Regions from separate parts of the Homo sapiens genome. Here region 1 is linked to region 2. A link is a contact called in ENCODE Hi-C or POLR2A ChIA-PET data. All regions are on one chromosome and are shown on one strand. Each heading gives the region's core, a stretch centred on a gene start or an enhancer-like site at or near the end of the contact. The rest is flanking DNA. Distances are from core to core; before and after follow the strand shown. Region 1 overlaps ACSL6 (acyl-CoA synthetase long chain family member 6). Region 2 overlaps RAPGEF6 (Rap guanine nucleotide exchange factor 6).

Region 1 (5,943 bases), core at 3,127-5,626, 380 kb after region 2:
ATTATAGGCGTGAGAAGTGCTATTTTTATCACAGACACTTAGTAGATAAGGTTATATAGTTTAGGGTAAAGATTTCTGACCTATTTTCAACCACTGAATCTACTTTTCATCTGGATAATAATGAATTAAAGATAAACATTTTAAAATCTACTCTGTGTTTTATTTTGGCTCCATAAGCTATTCCCCTCCAGAGCCCCACCTGTTTGCATGAATACACCATGCAGGAGTGTCTGCCTTTAGAAGTGGTTAGGCCATGCTGATGTGGAATAGGAGTACAGTGAATAAAGATCAAGGCTTCTAAAGCAGAAAAATTTAAGCACGCACAATTATGAAAAAGATGGGTCTACTTTACTTCAAATCCATCAGCCACAACCACGTTATGATACCCTTCATATGCAGAAACTTAATAAATATGAGCTGAATGGAAAATGAAGAAATAAACTTTTAGAGATGACAAAACATAATAGATCAAATAACACATAAATGGGCTTTCTCCCTTGTTCTCCTTTTCTGGGTTGCAAGATATTTTGCAGGCTGAAGAAGGTAGAGATGCAGTACAGGTATGGTACAGATTCTACCGCACATTGATGATCTGTCTATGGTTTGTCTGATCCCTTTGCCCTTTGTGAAAAACTTCCAAAGGTCCAGATAAAAGAATTTCCCAGAGTGGATAAACCTGGGCTTTCCAGAATGTGGCAATGCCATCCTGGCTTTCACTGGCTCTGAGTTTTTTCCTCCTCAGAGGAGGGAGCTTTTGTCTCACAAAAATCTTGTCCCCCGGTTCTTTCTCTGAGCAGTAGAGGGTATAGTAGTTTTCCTGCCCTAACGAACTTCCTGCTGTTTCCAAGGGAGGACACACAATGACAATACCTGGCACCCTAGAGCTGCCCGGAGAAATCCCAGAACTGTTGGTGATGCTGGGGCTGCTCCAGTAACAATCATCCGCACACACCCACCAAGACTGGCCTGTGGGAAGAAAGAAGAGCTGCCAAATTTTGTGATGTCTGAGATGGTGTCCAGTCCATCTGGGTTTCATCCAAGGTCAACATCCAACAACTGGGTCCTACCTGGATGCTAGGGCTGGGATCAGAAAGAAGGCCTGAGGTTGTACAACACACGAGCTGAGGAAACTCCTTCCCCTTCCTAATGATAAACACAATCAGCTCTGCAGCTCAATCCACCATATGACCAATTCTTTTATGCCTTTTGAGATAAGTACCATCAGTCTGGGTGGCATTCTATAATATTGGTTCTTCTCCCTTCCTTAAAATACACAGCTGTTCCGTCACTCTCCCATCATTGACAAGAATCCAAAACAATTACTTAGGACAATTTCTTCCAATTTCCATTTTAATGGCATTGCCTTTTTTCATGTATAAATCAATACCATGCTTTATTTACTATGTACTGCTGAGGACGAAGAATACTTGAAACACTTTGTTTATGTAAGTTGAGCCAAGATATTTTAAATATTAATTTTCATAACTAAAAATAGAGTAGCAAGAAAAAAATGAATAATGCTACTAATTGACTACAGATTCCTTGGATAATGCAGAGTTTAAAAACTTTTGAGGAGGTACAGAAATGAGTAATTCAAGATTGGCCTGGTGTGGGAGATACTAAAGGGACAGAACACAGAAAAGAAAAAGAAGATTTTGAACCATTTGGCTAGACCCATGCTGCTGGAAAGCCACCATGGCCAGGATTACAGGGAGGGGCAAGAGAACTTCAGGGCCCAGGAGCTTCTCAGTGGAGCACTGACCTGACTACCCAAGGTCAAAGCCACACTGTTGCCTGTGGAGATCAAGGGACCTACTATCCATAGTAGGTTTTCTTCTTGCTCATCTCAAATGTAACGTATCTCCAAAAATCAAAAATGTCTAAGTTTAAAATTTCAATCATAGCTTAAGCTTTGATTTCATGAGCAAATGAGTTACTATTTCACATGATTACAGGGCACTGGGATGAACTTCTCCAGTTCTCCTGCAAGGTCACCCGTTGGATACTTAGGTGTCACTCTATAATCACTTGTTCATTTTCTTACCTGAATCTTATTAAAGAAGAGTTCATCCCAGATACTATCATTCCTGATGATTCCACTCCGGACCTCGGCTTGCTTACGCTTTGCTGCAAACTCCAGGAGCCAGCGCTTTAATGGTGTGTTTGCCTGGCTGAAGATCTGAGGAACATAAGTTGGAAGCAGCTGTCAGAGCCTGAATGTCTCATTTCTAGATATATCCCCCAGGAATAAGGCCCAGACTGGCCAGCAGAGAAGCCATGTTCCATTTTGCCCCTGCAGGAGGTCACTGAATGTGTGACATTGAGCTGAAGGTTAACACTGCCAGGGTCCAGGCATGCTGTGAAGATGGAAGTTCCTGAAAAAAAATCTCTCCCGCAGGGGTATTTGGAGAATAGGAAGAAAACAGGAGAAGGAAGAATGAGAAAGAGTCAGGAACTACAAGAGAGGAGGCAAGTTCCAGGACTTGGCAGTGGAGGCACTGAAAGCCTGCCTGGGGCTCCAGACCCTGTCCAAACAAGCAAATATGCAGCCCCTCAGCCTGGCTGAAGACTCCCTGCAGAACTTACCTTGTCGTACATCCGGTTCAGCAGTCGTGGGACCACAGGGAAGATGGTGGGGCATAGAGCCTTCATGTCATCTGAGAGAAGGCGGATATCTCCCTGGAAGAAGCCAACACGCCCTCCGTGGCAATAGACGACAGACTAGAAAGACAGGACAGGAAGGGAGGAGTCCCTTAGGGTGGTCACTACTGGCGATAGTCCAAAGCTGTCCAAAGTGCTGCCCTACATGGAGGGCACCCATGACCCCCTGACCCAGCTCTGGCTGCTGCCATGAGACACTGATGAATGCCATCTGAGGTGACCCCCACCCCCTCACCTTCCAACCAAGTCCCACTCAGGCACAGGGAGATGAAGCAGAAGATGGAGTGGAATCCTGAGCCTCTGGGAGATGCCAAAGCAGCCATTCTCACTGGCGTGTGCCCCCCTCACCTACTCCCAAACCCTGGACATGGGCCTCCCTGGGGACTCAGGCCTTTGAGATGTACTACAGCCTACTAATGGGTCTGCTCCAGGTCTTAGAGTTGTTGGATTTCCCCAGGGAATTCTGGGAAGGTGAAGGTGTGTAAGCCCCATGAGTACTGGAGATGCTGCTGAAGTTGGCTGTGGGTGCTGTTTAGTGCGAGGCCAAGGGGGAGCCCCTGGCTGGTTCCTAATGGGACTAGGAGTACACCAGGGGCCTTATATATGCTCCTTTCTTTAATGCTCATAGCAACCCTATAAGGGAAGTGGCATTTCTACAGGTAAGGAACACAAAGCTCAGAGAGGTTACATGACTTGCCCAGGGTCACAAAACTAATTTACAGTAATTGCTGGCATTGAATCCAGGTCTGGAAAGCTGGAAAGCATGCTCTCCAGATGCCACGGCCTTACCTGCACTATTACATAAGACCTCCCCCAAGGCAAAATGGGAAAGGCCTAGAAGACACAGTTTTTTCATATGCTGGTCCCTTGAGTGACACATATATGGAGAATTCCTTGTCTCCATAATCACATATGGATTCCTCCTCCCACTCCCTCTGTACTTCCACAAGGCCTGTCTCAGGGCCAGCCTCAGGCCAGTCCCCATCTGCAGCCTGAAGAGCCATGCCAGTTTCATTCCCCAACTTTACTCTTTTGTTTTCTCTTTTAGGAGTTTGTGAATTATAAAAGTTATGGAACATAAGTGTTTTGGTCATAAACGGAGCTGTACTGCACAGAGCTTGAATGGTAAAGCACTTCTGCAAAGCTGCAATACTCTCTGAGAAGATGCTATCAGCTGGGGTCTCTCTCAGCTGAGTGTGTCCATGGGTAAGACAGGGCAGGCCTGGGGGCTTCCCTGGAACAATGCTCCCAGGAGGGACAAGTGGGGTGGCTAAAGTCCTCTGAGCCCTCTGACCCCTATGGTACCTTCTGAGGACAGGGCAGTTTGGTCCTACTTCATGCCACCAGTGACAAGTGACACCCGCTAGGGTTATGGGTTCTAGGCACAGAGTGTGCCTCCCTGATGCCAGGGCCTTACCTGCACCATTCGCTCAAACATGTGTGCTAAAGGCAAATAGGAAATGTGCACATCCGCACAAGTGGGAGCCCACTGACTCTGTAAGAAAAAAGAAGGAGCCCAGGCAAGGCCCGGTCAGTCAGGTGGGTGTCTTACCTGGATTACTCTCTCAAACATGTGAGCCAGAGGCAGGAAGGAGATGAGCACATCGTCCTGTCTCGGAAAGATCACTTTCTGCAGGCGACGGGCATGGGAGACAGAAAGGAAAGAAACACTGACAGGAAGACGACAAGAGAATCATAAAACAATAAAGAGAAAATGGTCCTGGAGGGTAAACAGGAAGAGGGGGAGGGGAATGGGAGTGGTGAGGACAGAGAGAGAGGTGAGATGAAAGAGAGAAGAAATGAGAGAGAGAGGGAGAGAGAGAGGGAGGGGGAAGGTGCAGAAAGAAGAGAGAGACAGGGCAGCATAGGAAGCGGAGTGTTAGGTCGCAGCGTCAGTGGGTCTAGGTTATCTGCAGAAGCAAAGAGCCAAATGAAGCACACAGAAACCAGCAGAGTGGGCTCCGCAGGGAAGTCTCCTCTCTGAGGGCCTGCCCCTCACTTGCAGTCAGTCGGCTCTAGCCCGGCTCTCTCCCCTTCCTCCCCACACCTGCAGGACCTGCCCCACACCCCATTTCTCCAGGATCCCTGGGCTACCCGGGCAGGGATTCAGAAGGTCTTGGCTAGTCAGCACTTTCTAGTCCTTGCAGAGAAAGGGGCCCAGAGACTCCTAAGTCTATGCAACTGTGGCTGGGGTATGAGCCCCAGCCAGAGGAGGAGACAAGGCCAAACCCCAAACACTGGCTGAGCCTGGCCTCACAAGCCATCCCTGGAACCAGGGCCTTAAAGAGGAATGCTGACAGGGAGCCCTGCTGTGCCCCGCCAGCAAAGGGAGGGCCCAGGACACATCTCACAGATGGGACTGACCCTAGGGACAGGGGCTACTCCAGCCAGGGGAGCCCTGCACAAGGCTTGGGATCTGGGTGGGCTGTGCCTCCACGTGCTCTCCTCTGCTGGACTTCCCTGCTCTCCACCCCTTTGCAGAGGCCTTCACTCTCCTGTGCTGGCTTTTGGGCCAGCTTGGGCAAACCTTGGCTCCTGACCTGGGCTCAGCCACCAACTGTCTCTCACAGTTTTCTGCTAAAATAAACTGTCTCTCACAGTTTTCTACTAAGTGTTTGGGGCACACACTTCATAATGTCATCTACCATGAATGTGGAGTGTGACTTTCTCCACAGTGAAGAAAAAGCCAAACTTTTTTGAAAAGATACACTCCTTTATGCTGAAGGAAACTGCAGGACATACTCACCACTTGTGGGAAAAGTCCTCCTTTGTTAGCCAGTTATAAAATGCTAACATGCTTTGGTCAGGCCAAGACATCAAAGCTTTTTTGATTTTAGATTTACCTTTAAGTACAGCCTTATAAATTAGCAGTTGCCGTTGTTTCTCAGACTCTAGTAGTCCTTAAACACAAAATGACTGAATTAAACCCTGACCTTTGAAAAACAAGTTATTAAGGATTACTTTCTAAATAAAGGTACACACAAAACCATGGGTATATCAATTTTTGAAGTTATTTGAAGTTAGAAAGGAAAAATAGGTTTGCATGCTTTTCTTTCTGGGATCTTAGTACTCCCAGAAATCAACTGAATATTTGTCACGTATGGGTCATTTCAGTATTTGGAGTGAAAAGTGATGGTAAAAGTGGGGTTGCTCTAATGAGAACAGAAACTCCTGCCTGTGAATGGCAGCCCAGGTTATATCAAGAAAAAAAAAAAAAGAAAAAGAAAACAAACAAATAAAAAAAAATCCTCTGAGGCTTGAGGTTGTCCTCAAGAGACACCT
Region 2 (5,712 bases), core at 921-3,420:
AAAGATACCTGAAAATGTAGAAGTGACTTTGGAACTGGGTAACGGGCAGAGGCTGGAATGGTTTGGAGGACTCAGAAAAAGACAGAAAAGATGTGGAAAAGTTTGGAACTTCCTAGAGACTTGTTGAATGCTTTTGACCAAAATACTGATAAGTGATATAAACAATGAAGTCCAGGCTGAGGTGATCTCAGATGGAGATGAGGAACTTACTGGAAACTGGAGTAAAGGTCACTCTTGCTATGCTTTAGCAATTAGACTGGTGGCATTTTGCCCCTGCCCTACAGATCTATGGAACTTAGAACTTGAGACATGATTTAGGGTATCTGGGAGAAGAAATTTCTAAGCAGCAAAGCATTCAAGAGGTGATCTGATTGTTTCTAAAAGTGTACGTTCATATGCATGAACAAAGAGATTATCTGAAACTGGAACTTATATTTTAAAGGGAAGCAGAGCATAAAAGTTTAGAAAATTTGCAGCCTGATAATGTGGTAGAAAAGAAAACCCCATTCTCTGGGGAGAAATTCAAGCCCGCTGCAGAAATGTGCACAAAAGGAGCCAAATGTTAATAGCCAACACAATGGGGAAAATGTTTCCAGGGCATTTCAGAGTCTTTCAAGGCAGCCTCTCCTATCACAGGCCCAGAGGCCAACCAAAAATGATTCATGGGCTGGGCCCAGGACCCTGCTACTCTGTGTAGCCTCAGGACATGGTACCCTGCATCCCAGCTGCTCCAGCTCCATCTGGGGGCAGATTTACCGCATGCTGTTCTCATGATAGTGAGCTCTCACAAGATTTGCTAGTTTAAAACTGTGTGGCCAAAAGGGGCCAACAGTATAGCTCAAGCCATTGAATCAGAGGCTGCAAGCCTCAAGCCTTGGCGGCTTCCACATGGTGTTGGGCCTGCGGGTACGCAGAGGTCAAAAGTTGAGGTTTGGGAATCTCTGCCCAGATTTCAGAGGATGTATGGAAATGCCTGGATGTCCAGGAAGAAGTGTGCTGTAGAGGCAGAGCCCTCATGGAGAACCTCCACTAGGGCAGTGCAGAGGGAAAATGTGGGGTTGGAGCCCCCACACAGAGTCCCCACTGGGGCACTATCTAGTGGAGCTGCGAAAAGGGGGCCATTGTCCTTCAGACCCCAGAATGGTAGAACCACAGTTTGCACTAGGAGCCTAGAAAAGCCACAGGCACTCAACGCCAGCCCATGAAGGTAGCCACAGGGGCTGTACCCTGCAGAGCCACAGGGGCAGAGCTGCTCAAGGCCTTGGGAGCCCACCACTTGCCTCAGGGTGCCCTGGATGTGAGACATGGAGTCAACGGAGGTTATTTGGAAGCTTTAAGATTTAATGACTGCCCTGCTGGGTTTCGGACTAGCATGGGACCTGTAGCCCCTTTATTTTGGCCAATTTCTACCATTTGGAACAGGAGCATTTACCCCATGCCTGTATCTCCATTGTATTTTGGAAGTAACTTGTTTTTGATTTTACAGGCTCATAGGTGGAAGGGACTTCCCATGTCTCAGATGAGACTTTGGACTTGGACTTTTAAGTTAATGCTGGATTGAGTTAAGACTTTGGGGGACTGCTGGGAAGGCATGATTGGTTTTCAAATGTGAGAAGGACATGAGATTTGGGAGGGGCCAGTGGTGGAATAATATGGTTTGGCTCTATGTCCCCACTCAAATCTCATGTTGAATTGTAATCCTCATGTGTCAGGGGAGGGACCTGGTGGGAGGCGACTGGATCATGGGGACAGATTTTCCCCCATGCTGTTCTCATGACAGTGAGTTCCACAAGATCTGATGGTTTAAGTGTGGCATTTCCCCCCATCGCATTCTCTCTCTGTCTCCTGCTCACCGTGGTAAGGAGTGCTTGTTTCCCCTTCACCTTCTGCTGTGATTGTAAGTTTCCTAAGACCTCCCACTCATGCTTCCTGTGAAGCCTGTGGAACTGTGAGTAAATTAAACCTCTTTTCTTCACAAATTACCCAGTCTCAGGTAGTTCTTTATGACAGCGTGAGAATGGAGTAATACAGAGACCAAAGTTAATTTGCTATCAGCTTAAAATAGTGCATTATAACAAGAGTCTTTATGCTAGCTCTATAGTAAACATAAAGTAAGTACAGCAGATACACAAAGGAGAAAGAGAAAGGAAACAAAGTATAGCACCACAGTGAGCCACAAAACCACAGAGATGAACAAGAGAGAAAGAAGGCTACAGAAAAAAAAATCTATAAAACAACCAGAAAACCATTAACACAAAGGCAGGAATAAATCCTTACCTATAAATAACAGCCTTGAATGTAACTGGGTAAGCTCCTCCAATTAATAGATATAGAATGGCTGAATGGATAATAAAACCCAAATGTATGCTGCGTATAACAGACTCACCTCACTGTTAAAGACATAGATTGAAAGTTAAGGGACAGAGGTTGGGTGCAGTGGCTTATGCCTGTAATCCTAGCACTTTGGGAGGCTGAGACAGGCAGATCACTTGAGGTCAGGAGTTCAAGACCAGCCTGGCCAACATGGCGAAACCCTGTCTCTACTAAAAAATACAAAAATTAGCTGGGTGTGGTGGTACGCGCCTGTAATACCAGCTACTTGGGAGGCTGAAGCACAAGAATCGCTTGAACACAGGAGGCAGAGGGTGCAGTGAGCCAAGGTCGCACCACTGTGCTCCACCCTGGGGAGCAGTGCGAGACTCCATCATATAAAAAAAAAAAAAAAAGTTAAAGGATAGAAAAAGACATCCATGCAAATGGAAAGCCAAAGCAAACAGGAGTAGCCATGCTTACTTTAAGTCAAAAACTGTAAAAAGAGACAGAAAAGGTGATTATATAATGATAAAGGGATCAATTCAACAGGAAGATATAACAATTACATTATTTATAATATATATTATATAATCATTATATAATATATATTTGTGTCTCATATATATATTTACAGTATATATTAACACACACACCCCAAACACTGGAGTGCCCAAGCTTGTAAAGCAAATATCATTAGATATAAAGGGAGAGACAGACTATAATAGAGTAATAGCAGGGAATGCAAATACCCTACTTTCAGCAATGGACAGATCGATAGACCTCAAAATATACTACAAAGCTACTGCAACCAAAAAAGCATGGTACTGACATAAAAACAGACCAATAGAGCAGAATGGATATCCCAGAATTAAACAGACAACTGATTTTCAAAAAAGGTGCCAAAGACACTTAGAAAATGTATATCTCCTTGCAGAAGAATAAGACTAAACTCCTACCTCTCACTATATACAAAAATCAACTCAAAATGGATTAAAGACTTAAATGTGAAACCTGAAACCACGAAATCTACTGGAAGAAAATAGGGGAAAATGCTATACAACACTGTGCTAGGCAAGGATTTTTAAAGCGAAGACCTCAAAACACAGGCAACAGAAACAAAAACAGATAAATCTGATTACATCAAACTAAAAAGTTTTTGCGCAGCAAAGGAAACAACTGACAAAATGAATAGACAACCTACAGAAATAGGAGAGAATTGCAAACTATACCTCTGACAATGGGTTAATATCCAGAATATATAAAAAACTTAATAGCAAAAAAAAACTGATTAAAAATGGGCAAAATAGCTCAACAGACATTTCTGAAAAGACATAAAAATAGCCAATAGGTATATAAAAAAATATTCAAATAAACTAATCATCAGGGAAATGCAAACTCAAATCACAACAAGACACCACTTCATTCCAGTGAGAATGGCTACCATCAAAAAGACGAAAACAAGTGTTGGCGAGGATTTCAGGAGAAGGGAACACTTATACACTGTTGGTGGGAACGTAAATTAGTAGTTATTATGGAAAACAATATGGAGGTTACTAAAAAAAAAAAAAATGGAACTTCTAGGTAATCCTGCAATCCTACTACTGGATACATATCCAAAGGAAATGAAATCAGTATGTTACAGAAATATCTGCACTCCCATATTTTACAATAGCCAAAATACAGACTCAACCCAAGTGTCCAACAATGAATGAACAGATAAAGAAAATGGGGTATATATACTCAATAGAGTATCATTCAGCCATGAAAAGAATGAAATCCTGTCATTTGCAGCAATATGGATGGAACTGGAGGATATTATGTTAAGTGAAATAAGACAGACATAGAGAGGCAAATACTGCAGAATATCACTTATACGTGGAATCTAAAAAATAAAAAGTTGATACCATAGAAGTGGAGTAGAACTGTGGTTACCAGAGACTGGAGTGGGGAGGTGGGAGAGAAAGATGAGGAGAGGTTGGGTAGTGGGTACAAAGTTACAACAAAATAAGAAAAATAAATTCTGGTGTTCCATTGCACAGTAGGATTATTATGGTTAACAGTAAAGTACTGTATATTACAAAATAGCTAGAAGAGAGGCTTTTGAATGTTTTCACCACCAAAAAATGATTAAATGTATGAGGTGATGGATATGCTAACTACCCTAATTTGTATATTATATAACACATAACTGTATTGGAATACCAACTTGTACTCCATAAATATACACAACTATAATGTGTCGATTAAAAAGTTAAAAAAAGTATCAACATTGCTGGAAATGAGACCAAATAACCTAAAACCAACAGAAAAAAAACCTGCTATATTTATTACGTTCAAGAAAAAAGGAAAACAGATGATGGATTCAACCAAAGAACTGGTATCTATGAAACAGAAATGAAAATCTAGAATTGAAAAACTACAATTAAAACTTAAAAATTCACATGAGTGGGTATTTTAGACTAGAAACAGCAGAAGACAGAAATTCACAAATTAGAAAATAAGGCAGTAGAAAATGGGAGACTGAAACACAGACAGAAAAAAGGACGGGAAGATGGAAAACAGTGTAAAGGAAATATGGGACAAAATAAAGCAGGAAGGAGGAAAGAGAAAACAGGACAGAAGCAATAATTTTTAAAATACTCTGTAAGAATTTTCCAAAATCGATGAAAGATATCAAATCAGGGTATCATGAAGATCTATAAACCCTAAACAGAATAAATCCAAAGAAAACCATACCTAGCAACATTAGACAAAACTGCTGAAAAGCAAAAAGCAAGAAAAATCTCAGAAGCAGTCAGAGGAAAAAACATATTAACTGCAAAGGAGTAACAAGAACACTGATTACTGAGTCTTCAACATAAATAGAAGCAAGAACATGATAAAACATCTTAAAAGTGTTACAGAAAAAACTGCTCAAACTGTTTATGTTGGAAAAACACCCTCCTAAAACACTGCTGTGAAGAATTAAAGAAGACTAAATAAATGGAAGAATATACATGTTTGCAGATTGACAGATTCATTGTAACAACGTCATTTCTCTCTGAATTGATTTATGGATTTAATGCTATCCTAATCCAAAGCCCACAGCCTCCCAAAGGCTTTCTTGTGTATAACTGTGTGTGGAAATTGACAAGCTGATTCTAGAATTTACACAGAAAGGCAAAGCAACAGTGATAGCCAAGACAATCTTGAAGAACAAGCCTGAGTACAAGCCTGAGTTACTCTACTGAATACAAACTCATGCTATCAGATATCAAAACACACAGCTTAGGCCGAGCGTGGGGGCTCACGCCTGTAATTTCAGCATTTTGGGAGGCAGAGACGGGCGGATTACTTGATGCCAGGAGTTTGAGACCAGCCTGGCCAACGTGGTGAAACCCCGTCTTTACTAAATCCTGT

The links. A loop is a pair of places that touch in the nucleus more often than their neighbours do. ChIA-PET counts read pairs that join two places held with the same protein, here RNA polymerase II (POLR2A). Pooled maps may share reads with other maps.
Region 1: a pooled map shows a loop between it and region 2 (2.1-fold over the local background). The contact joins two enhancer-like sites. A Hi-C loop is called at or near these places in 1 of 168 maps with a recorded cell type or tissue (naive thymus-derived CD4-positive, alpha-beta T cell) and 5 of 50 pooled maps. POLR2A ChIA-PET finds 5 or more read pairs at or near these places in 2 of 52 experiments (Panc1 and naive thymus-derived CD4-positive, alpha-beta T cell).

The regions. Positions count from the first base shown.
Region 1 is chr5:131,970,680-131,976,622 of GRCh38, forward strand. It overlaps ACSL6 (acyl-CoA synthetase long chain family member 6), which reads right to left. Exons shown (of 21, transcript NM_001009185.3): 11 at 4,214-4,291; 12 at 2,587-2,721; 13 at 2,045-2,179; 14 at 871-966. Among named protein-coding and RNA genes, the nearest start is that of MEIKIN, 28 kb to the left of the region's middle. Within about 2 kb of position 4,377, at least 4 of the 41 ENCODE cell types and tissues checked have a DNase peak (open chromatin) inside an H3K27ac peak, as active enhancers do.
Region 2 is chr5:131,593,446-131,599,157 of GRCh38, forward strand. All of the region lies in intron 3 of RAPGEF6 (Rap guanine nucleotide exchange factor 6), which reads right to left. Among named protein-coding and RNA genes, the nearest start is that of RAPGEF6, 39 kb to the right of the region's middle. Within about 2 kb of position 2,171, at least 3 of the 41 ENCODE cell types and tissues checked have a DNase peak (open chromatin) inside an H3K27ac peak, as active enhancers do.